3 separate regions of the Homo sapiens genome follow, and all the other regions are linked to region 1. The links are chromatin contacts, found by Hi-C or POLR2A ChIA-PET in ENCODE. All regions are on one chromosome and are shown on one strand. Each heading gives the region's core, a stretch centred on a gene start or an enhancer-like site at or near the end of the contact. The rest is flanking DNA. Distances are from core to core; before and after follow the strand shown. Region 1 overlaps WSB2 (WD repeat and SOCS box containing 2). Region 2 holds the start of PEBP1 (phosphatidylethanolamine binding protein 1). Region 3 holds the start of VSIG10 (V-set and immunoglobulin domain containing 10).

Region 1 (3,134 bases), core at 192-2,691:
TAATAGTGTCTGGATCGGTCAGGAGCACGGCCTCTGAGTCCCCTGTAATTTAGTTAAGCTAAATTAATACCTCATACCAAATGGCTCCAGGAAAACTGTCCTGCAGGTCAGAAGGGAGCCCAAGAAGAAAAGCACTTGGCCAACATCGAAGCAACTCTGACCACAGCAGGAGAGAACTTGAACCAATGCTACCACTGCATCAGAAACACAAGGATAGGTACTAGGCAGAAGCCATCGTTCCCAGCGGAGGGAGTGTGAGCTGCTCTGCCACTAGAGAGGCTCTGGAGGCCTACTTAGTTGCATAATCAAAACAACATCAGTAACTGCACTTTGAATCAAAACAAGCAGAAAGAGTTCAACACTTGCTGTTCATAACTGGACTGAAAATTTAACGTAAGGCTCTGTTGCCGTGCAAGTGGAATCTCTTCCTCTAAGACTGACTTTCACATGCCAGGGAGAGAAAGATCCATGACTAGTACACTGGAATCTGGTTTTGCTACATTCTATTCACAATCCCAAAGAAATGCTATTTCAATGCAAGACCAGATGTTTGGCCCATTATTCCAGCAACTCCCTTTGACAGGACGATTTACCCTGCTACAAAGAAGCACAAGATGTGGTGTTGCTTAAAAAGTCCTGTATGTGAGGAACTCTTTCATTTTCTTGGGGATTGGCAGTGCTAGGACTTGGTAAGTTGTTAGGAAACTTCGAAGGGCTTTCCGGCATAAGTGCTTCAGTGAGGACAGGACCCTAGGAGCTGTCCAGAACTGGACGTGGCCATCTCTTGTCCTAAAATGAAACAGAAACCGATGCTAAGACAGAGCTTGGATGTTCATGTTTTCATGAGGATGAATACTCATGTTTCTGTTTTGACTGCAAAGAGCAGGAGACTTCGGAGAGTGAAATGTAACCCTGACTGTGGAAATGGATGTAAAATTGTGGTGCTGAATAATTAAAGCTGCTGATAGGATTAGAAAAACTCAAGACACCTGTGATACCAAAGCGCTCTCTCTGTCTCTCTCTCGGCACAGCCCTTTCTAAATCTGACCACAGTTAGTTCAAAAGTATAAGGGGGAAGAGTGCCACCTACTGAATTATAGATGTTACCTGTAAAGTGGTCTTTTAGCCCTAAATGGTTTCCCATATATTATGCATCATCTCAATTTTATTCTCCCTTGTGAACTTGGCCCATTAGGTGGCATGACTTACAGATCTTTAATTACATTTAGGTTAAATATTCAGAGAAAATGGGACACCGTTATTAGCAAAATCGATCATTTGAGTTTTATATAATCTTGAATTGCCTTAAAGCTTTCCTCATAGGCAAGAAAATTCTAGATGGTTTCTTTCCTTAAAAAGCTCCATGGTATACTCAGCAGAAAGCACCACCCATCTGTTCAGCTAACAAATACATACCCTGTGGCAATGACTCCACCATGTGGAAAAAATGTGCAGCAAAGCCCATTGGTCATAGGAGCAAATGCAATGGGAGTTTTCAGTTCCAGGGCCCAGATCCTGAGGAGTCTGGATGGGGAGAGAGAACATCTGGATATTAGCTGACCCAGGGCCAGACCAAGAGGGCCTTGCTGCCATTACTTGCAAGCACTTGTTCTGAGGCCATGTAAAGAGAGTTCTCTTCGTTACCTGTCATCTGCCACCGTGGCAAGGTACAAGCCTTCTGGAGAGAAGCACACAGATCTCAGTGAGCTAATGTGGACGTCACTGTCATCCATGGCGGGGTCAACCTGGGTGTGGCTGGGAAGGAAAGAAACAGGATGGCAGGCCTGGAGTGATGGCTGCTCTCCACCCTCCATCATCACCCTAGGCAGGAAGCCAAACTGCCCTGGCTACAAAAGGGCTCAAGATGCATTGTGTGCCCCTCGTGGAAAAGCTTGGGATTTGCACACTGGGAAAAAAAAGGGTATCTCAGAAGGCTCCAGGTGTCCTGTGGATGAAGGGTTACTAACACTTCCTTGTGCTAATTTGCTTATGCAAAGTAGGTCAGCCCTCACTTTAATGCCACAGTAGAAACTGCAAGTCTTTTTTAGGCTAAGATACATGATAATTATAGGACTGCCTATTATTTGCTTCATAAAACAACAGACACAAAAGGAAAAAGGAGACCAAGTTTGTGAGAACATGAAACTCATTTTGGAAAGCACAGTTTCGATAAGAGGCTCTTTCTGAACTTGTTACTACAGTTATTAGTAAATGGAAATAAAGAGTCATATTGAGGCTTCATAATGCTGATTCCGAAGAAGTACACACAGCCACCTGAATCAGGAGACTGGAAGACACTCAAAGCTACTTGAGAGGGCTTAATTGACAAGGCATCACTAAGAAGCAATGAACCAGGCCAGGCGCAGTGGCTCATGCCTATAATAGCAGTTTGGGAGACTGAGGCGGTGGATCACCTGAGGTCAGGAGTTTGAGACTAGCCTGGCCAACATGGTGAAACCCCATCTCTAATAAAAATACAAAAATTAGCCAGGCCTGGTGGCGCACGCTTGTAGTCCTAGCTACTCGGGAGGCTCAGGCAGCAGAATCGCTTGAACCCGGGAGGTGGAGGTTGCAGTGATCCAAGATTGCGCCACTGCACTCCAGCCTGGGTGACAGAGCGAGACTCCGTCTCAAAAGAGACCCACTGTGCCTTTTTATCCAGCTTGTCCCCTCCCATGTCCCAGATTCTAAAAGAGACATGTCTAATCCCAGGCAGGTTCCTCATCAGTCCCCCCACAAAAAAGTCATAGCAGGGATTCAGTCCTTACTGGAGTGACCTCAGCCTTTCGCCGGTGTAGGGGTCCCACATAATCACATTGGTATCGTAAGAAGCCGTGACAAGCAGGGCAGAGTCGGGGGAGAAGTCACAAGAGACAACACTGCTTTGATGGCCCTCTAGCTTCCGAATTAACGTGTAGGACCTCATGCTCCATAGAAAGACCTGTGGAAAGTAAGAAGTGCCTGGTTAGGGCAGAAGCAAAGTGCTTAGGACTCAAACGGAGGGAGGGAAAGGTACCACCACCAAATCTGCAGGCCCTGCAGCCAGGGCTGATTCTCTATCCCTTTTCTACAGCTCTTCCAGAACGTGTGGTGTAGGTTTAAATAAGGCAACTGGTCTGGATTCTTGAGGATTT
Region 2 (3,134 bases), core at 262-2,761, 100 kb after region 1:
GCGGTGCCGCCTGCCTGTAATCCCAGCTACTCGGGAGGCTGAGACAGGAGAATTGCTTGAACCCGGGAGGCAGAGGTTGCAGTGAGCTGAGATCACGCCACTGCACTCCAGCCTGGGCGACAGAGCAAGACTCCGTCTCAAAAAAAAAAAAAAAAAATAGTGCTTATCATATTCAGCAAAAAGCAAGCAGCTTGTGGTCACAGTAAGAGCAGTTTTGGTATGAATAAATATGGTTTAAAATTGTTTTTCAAAAAACAAACATAAAAAACCAAAACCCAAACATTTCTCAGGAATTTTGTGAGGACGAATTTTGTGTGTGGAGAAAACGGACAAATACATTTCCCCATATATTTAAATGCTCAAAAGTTCACTCAGGTGCTCTCACCAGGCAATTACTATGACAAGTGATCACGTGCGAAAATACAGAGAATCTGGCTCGTTTTAAAGTGCAGGAGAAAAGCAAGGCCTTACTGTTTCTGAATTTGCTGTGTGTGTGTGTGTGTGTGTGTGTGTGTGTGTGTGTGTGTATGAGAAGATGGGATCTGGCTCTGAAGCGCAGACAGGAGTGCAGTGGCAAGATCGTAGCTCACCGCGGCCTCAAACTCCTAGATTCAAGAAGTGATCGGCCGGGCGTGGTGGTTCACGCCTGTAATCCCAGCACTTTGAGAGGCCGAGGTCAGGAGATCAAGATCATCGTGGCTAACACGGTGAAATCCCGTCTCTACTAAAAATACAAAAAATTAGCCGGGCGTGGTGGCGGGCGCCTGTAGTCACAGCTACTCGGGAGGCTGAAGCAGGAGAATGGCGTGAACCCGGGAGGCGCAGCTTGCAGTGAGCCGAGATCACGCCACTGCACTCCAGCCTGGTCAACACAGAGAGACTCCGTCTCAAAAAAAAAAAAAAAAAAAAGTGATCCTCCCGCCCCAGCCTCCGGAGTAGCTAGGACTACAAGCATGCACCACTGTGTCTGGCTTTTTTCTTTTTTTCTTTTTTTTTAAGTTTTCTGTAAAGACGGGGTCTTGCTACCTTGTCCAGGATGGTCTCAAACTCCTGGGCTCAAGCGATCTTCCTGCTTTGGCCTCCCAAAGTGCTGGGAATACAGGCATGAGCCACCGCGACAGGCCATGTTGCTGAATTTGGAAAGTGGAGCAAAGAATCATGCAAAAAATTAAGAAAACCAAAACGCAACCAAGGCGAATTCAATTGCATTTTTTTTTCCCAGCGACACTTTCTGAGACACGAACCTCTCTCTTCGGCGAACCTATTCCAGGGCGCCCTTCATTTTCATTTCTTGAAACAACAGCCTTGCAGGCCGAGCCGCTGTTCCCGAGAACTCGGCAGCCACAGGGAGCAGGTTGCATGGACCCAGGAGCGCGAGAGGCCCTGCTCTGCCAGCTTCGGCCAATCAGAGGCCAGGGAGCGGTGGGCGTGACGTGGGGCGGTGCGCGGGGCTGGGCGGCGGCTGAGGCGCGTGCTCTCGCGTGGTCGCTGGGTCTGCGTCTTCCCGAGCCAGTGTGCTGAGCTCTCCGCGTCGCCTCTGTCGCCCGCGCCTGGCCTACCGCGGCACTCCCGGCTGCACGCTCTGCTTGGCCTCGCCATGCCGGTGGACCTCAGCAAGTGGTCCGGGCCCTTGAGCCTGCAAGAAGTGGACGAGCAGCCGCAGCACCCGCTGCATGTCACCTACGCCGGGGCGGCGGTGGACGAGCTGGGCAAAGTGCTGACGCCCACCCAGGTACACCGGGCGGCGGGCGTGCAGCGAGCGGCACGGCGCGGAGGCCTGTGCCGGCCTCCTGGGTGGGACCCAGCGGAGACAGGGCCAGGGGCGGTGGGGAGGTTCAGCCTGCGTGTGTCGAGGCCCCCCCAGGCCAGAGGTCCCGGGGTCCATGTCCCATGCCTGGGGGCCACCCCGAGCACCGGGAACCCGGCCTGTGGCGTGGCCAGGCAGGTTCGGCCTGCGGCAGAAATTCATTCACTTTTCCCGGGCTTCAGACCCAAGAGGGACCTAGGTTCGGAAACAGGCCGGATCCCCCTCTCCCCCCACAGGCCAGGGCGCTGGAGAGGGACGTCGCCGGGACAGAGTAGGCTGTGGCTGCCCGGACGCCCCCAGAGCTTCCCCTAGGGCCTCAGCATTTTAGGCCTGGTTTTGGAGGGCTGAAGCCTCACCCGAGAGCCTGTGACGCATTATGTAACTGGCGATGAGCGCGCCGGCCGATTTCTCCTTTGTTAAATGGGTCGAGAGCGTCCAGCCGGTACGCTGGAGGGCAACGGTTTAGTTTTGGTCTTTGACCTCCCACGCCCACGGCTGGGGCTGCCGAAAGTGAAGAAACTAGATTTGCAGACGCCACTGCTAGTTGGTTATGAAGCTCCGGGCAACAGCGTAAAATAAACTGCCCCGACCTTACATTGTTTTGGATGTTCACAGAATTTAATTTTTTTGGATGTTTAAATATGTAGTGCCCATCTAACACAGCCTCCCTTTTCCTGCTCCCTGCCCGCCTCTCATCACCTTGGCTTTCTCCTTTTCTTTGCACTTTGAAACGTACAGTTAATGCAGATTTCACTTCAGCAGGCTCCAGGTAACCTCCTGATCACCAAATCCAGAAACGCTGTGATTCCGGACAGACAATGTAAGGGTGTCGTTGAGAGGGGACTCAGTGCCAGGGTTGGAATCCCAGCCTTATCTGTTTCTCTTAATAGTGTGCTGGGATACTAGCCCCATGGTGTTGTTGGGACTGAAATAATATACAGCCTGGGCAACATAGCAAGACCCCAACTCTACAAAAAAAAATTGGCCAGGTGTGATGGTGTGAGCATGTAGTTCCCAGCTGCTCAGGAGGCTGAGGTGGGAGGATCGATCGATTGAGCGCTGGAGGTTGAGGCTACAGTGAGCCTTGATAGCGTCACTACACTCCGGCCTGAGTGACAGAAGGAGACCTGGTCTCAAATAAAATACATAACGTATATAAAACTCCAGCTCCTGGCTCTTACAGTCAATACAGGGTCATTGATTTTATTAAAAATCTATTCTGTTTTGTCTTTGGAGAGTCTGAGATCAAAGAAAGAGTATTGGTTTCTTCAGCATTTCTTGTTTTTGAGACAGAGTCTCACTCTGTCGCCCAGGCTGGAGTGCAGTG
Region 3 (3,134 bases), core at 317-2,816, 69 kb after region 1:
GGAACAAATTTGGGCTCATATGCCCTAGATAAGAGGATGACCACTGCCCAATTCCAACTGGGAAAGCAGGCCCCGTGTTGCCAGACCTTCAGATTTTTCCAGATAAACTGGAAATCTAGAGATGTTATTGTTTTTAAATGGTTGGTTAAAAAAAAAAAAGCAAAATAAAATTGTATGAGCCTAATAATTAGGAACTCTTGGCACTTGCTGCTAAGAAGCTCCAGCATACTTTACAACCCATCTCCAGAAACGTGCAAGAGGAGACCCGTTGGGTGGAGCAGACCCGGGAACACAAAAAGTAGCGCTCTGCCTGCATCCTGGCAAACTTCACCACCTCCTGGCTCCATCTCCTCTCCCTGCACCCCAGCCTCCTCCCAGCTTGTCACACTCCCAGCACACAGTAGGCATGCACAGTAGGCATGCTGGTGAATTAAATTCAAATATATATAAATAGTTCAATCTTTTTACATTCTACATATTTTTGTAAGCACCCCTCCAATTCTTTTTTCGTAGCAAAGCAGACCATAGATGAAGCATTTCAGACCTTTTGTCAATCATGTCAAGTGTGAGGGGAAGTCTTTTGTAAGTCAGCCAAGTATTTCAAAATAAAAAGCTTTTCCAAAAGTAAAGGCGGAAGACCCCGCTTTGAAGGCGCTGGTCGGCACAGGAAGACTTGCAAAGGTGTGTAGGGAAGTCCACCGGTTACAGGTGTAAGGCGAGTTCAACCTTGGGCAGAGGGAGGAGAAAAATAAAGTGGGAGTCTCGAGTTTGAGCACCAGCGTATCAGTTACTACTAAAACCAGAACGCGAATTTACATCCGACGCTTAAAAAAAAAAATCACTTTCCCGGCACACGTGCCTCTTTACTTTGCCCCCGCACGTCGGCTCGGCTCGGCTCCTCTGCAGCCTCACCGGCTGCCCACCCCAGGAGGCTGGGGGTATCTCGCCCCGCACCGGGCGCCCGGGAAAACTCCTTCCTGCAAAGACGGCCGAGCTGCGAGCAGGAAACCAAGACCCTCCTGGGGCAGCTTCTAGGCTGGGGCCACCACGGATCCGGGCGGAGTCGGAGGGAATTGGGTCTCTCGCTGTCCCCTCCCCACCGCTGACTGGGAAAACTCAACTTTTCCCTCCAGATCGCGGCCCCTTACCTACGGCGACCCAGCCGGCCAGGAGCGCCCCGAGGCAGACGAGGACGCGGGGCTCGGGCGCACTGCCGCCTGCGGCCATCTCGCCCCAGATCCCGGCTCAGGAAACGCAGGCTCGGGCTGGGCTGGACGTGTGTGCCCCAGGGCCCCGGGGCCCGGGGTACCGAGGGCTCCTCCCAGGTCCTCGGAACGGCAGAGTGGCCCCACTTCCTCGGCCCCCAGGAAGGATGCTTGGCTGAGCCGAGTGTCCAGGGCCGGCAGCGGAGCTCGGCTGCAGGCTCGGGTCCCCGCTCCCGAGCGCCCTGGCCGGGGAGGGAGGGCGCACCCCGCCCCCTGCGCCCGCCAGCCTACTCCTGCCGGCGGAAAACAACAGGAGCGGGATCCCTCCCGCCTCCCAGCCAGGCGGGAGCCCAACTTCCTCTACCTTGGCCCGGGAGGAGGGCTTTCTGCCGAGGGCGCGCCGAGCCGGGTCCCGCCGGGCCAGGGGCGGGGCGCGGAGGCTGGGCCCTCCCCAGTCCACTCCGCCCGGGACAGCAGTACCGAGTCGCGGGGACAGCGGGCGGGACGGAGCCCTGCAGCTGCCGCAGGACGCAACCCCCGCCGCTGCCCCGGGCTGCAGAACCCGGAGGAAGCGGTTGCCAAGCTGCAGAACGCAGGACCCCCCTGGCAGTCCCCGCTGAGCGTCTCGAGGGATTCCGGTCTGTGTCCCTGGGCGCAGGGCGGGCGCCAAGGCCGCCATCGCTTCCTTTCCTTACCCTCTGCAAAAGGGAGCCAGAGAAAGATGATCCCCTGACTTTCAGCCAAAGCAGCCACGAGACTCCGGTTCTCCAGTGAACTGGCTGGGACCACACAGTGACAGCGAGAGCCAAGGAGTCCCCAGGACGTGTTTCTCAAGAGTTTTGTTTTTGCTTTTCCCCTTTTAGTTCTCCCACCCCTTACCCAGTCAGATTCCCAGGCTAAGCTCCTCTCTTCCCTGCCATGCCCTCATCCCATTCTGTCCTGGGGAAAATGCGGCTTTGATATCCTCAGGAAGAGCCATCCATAAAACAGCCCTAGGAGAAACTTCCTGTTTCAAATAATAATAATATGGCAGGGCGTGGTGGCTCACACCTGTAATCCCAGCACTTTGGGAGGCCGAGGTGGGCGGATCACAAGGTCAGGAGTTCGAGACCAGCCTGACCAACATGGTGAAACCCTGTCTCTACTAAAAATACAACAATTAGCCGGGCATGATGGCGGGCGCCTGTAATCCCAGCTACTGGGTAGGCTGAGGCAGGAGAATCGCTTGAACCCAGCAGGCGGAGGTTGCAGTGAGCCGATATCACGCCATTGCACTCCAGCCTGGGCGACTGAGCGAGACTCCATCTCAAAATAAATATTAACGTTAAAAAAAAATCATTAGTTCTGTTGTTCAACGGTCCCCTTATTGAAATGCTTCTTCCATGAGGAAATCCTCTTGAAACCACTTTAAAAAAAAAATGTTTCTCCTGGTGAACTGAGCAATGAAGCTGAACAGTTCTGCCTTTTTTACTTTTCTGTTTTTTATTTTTTTGAGACAGGGTGTCACTCCAGTTGCCCAGGCTAGAGTGCAGTAGCACAATCATACCTCGCTGCAGCCTCAAACTACCAGGCTCAAGTGATCCTCCCACCTCAGCCTCCCGAGTAGCTGGGACTACAGGTGTGCAGCACCACGCCCAGCTAATTTTTGTAATTTTAGTAAAGACAGCGTTTCTCCATGTTACCCAGGCTGGTCTCGAACTCCTGACCTCAAGTGATCCACCCGCCTTGGCCTGCCAAAGTGTTGGGATTACAGGTGCGAGCCACCGCGCTCAGCCCTTTTTTATTCTTTGCTCAAATATTTTTAAATAACTGTTCATCAGCCGGGCACGTTGGCTCATGCCTGTAATCCCAGCACTTTGGGAGGCCGAGGCAGGTGGATCACCTGAGGTAAGGAGTTCGAGAGTAGCCTGGCCAACATGGTGAAACTTC

What was found. A loop is a pair of places that touch in the nucleus more often than their neighbours do. ChIA-PET counts read pairs that join two places held with the same protein, here RNA polymerase II (POLR2A). Pooled maps may share reads with other maps.
Region 2: a pooled map shows a loop between it and region 1 (4-fold over the local background). The contact joins the promoter of PEBP1 here to the enhancer-like site in region 1. A Hi-C loop is called at or near these places in 7 of 50 pooled maps. POLR2A ChIA-PET finds 5 or more read pairs at or near these places in 8 of 52 experiments (BJ, GM10248, HEK293 and 5 more).
Region 3: a pooled map shows a loop between it and region 1 (3-fold over the local background). The contact joins the promoter of VSIG10 here to the enhancer-like site in region 1. A Hi-C loop is called at or near these places in 4 of 50 pooled maps. POLR2A ChIA-PET finds 5 or more read pairs at or near these places in 3 of 52 experiments (HEK293, WTC11 and naive thymus-derived CD4-positive, alpha-beta T cell).

What each region holds. Positions count from the first base shown.
Region 1 is chr12:118,033,570-118,036,703 of GRCh38, forward strand. It overlaps WSB2 (WD repeat and SOCS box containing 2), which reads right to left. Exons shown (of 9, transcript NM_018639.5): 6 at 2,769-2,941; 7 at 1,645-1,755; 8 at 1,417-1,524; 9 at 1-789. The coding sequence ends at 627. It also overlaps a transcript of RFC5 not described here. Among named protein-coding and RNA genes, the nearest start is that of RFC5, 18 kb to the left of the region's middle. RefSeq lists enhancers at 2,044-2,103, 2,114-2,163. Within about 2 kb of position 1,442, at least 4 of the 41 ENCODE cell types and tissues checked have a DNase peak (open chromatin) inside an H3K27ac peak, as active enhancers do.
Region 2 is chr12:118,134,613-118,137,746 of GRCh38, forward strand. It overlaps PEBP1 (phosphatidylethanolamine binding protein 1), which reads left to right and starts at 1,512. Exons shown (of 4, transcript NM_002567.4): 1 at 1,512-1,732. The coding sequence starts at 1,598. LOC101928274 (a long non-coding RNA gene) reads right to left here and starts at 1,380. Exons shown (of 4, transcript XR_945409.4): 1 at 1,245-1,380. RefSeq lists an enhancer at 1,307-1,807 and a silencer at 1,800-1,889.
Region 3 is chr12:118,102,445-118,105,578 of GRCh38, forward strand. VSIG10 (V-set and immunoglobulin domain containing 10) reads right to left here and starts at 1,567. Exons shown (of 9, transcript NM_019086.6): 1 at 1,149-1,567. The coding sequence starts at 1,227. It overlaps LOC124903029 (a long non-coding RNA gene), which reads right to left and starts at 1,138. Exons shown (of 2, transcript XR_007063478.1): 1 at 545-1,138. RefSeq lists a silencer at 1,411-1,660.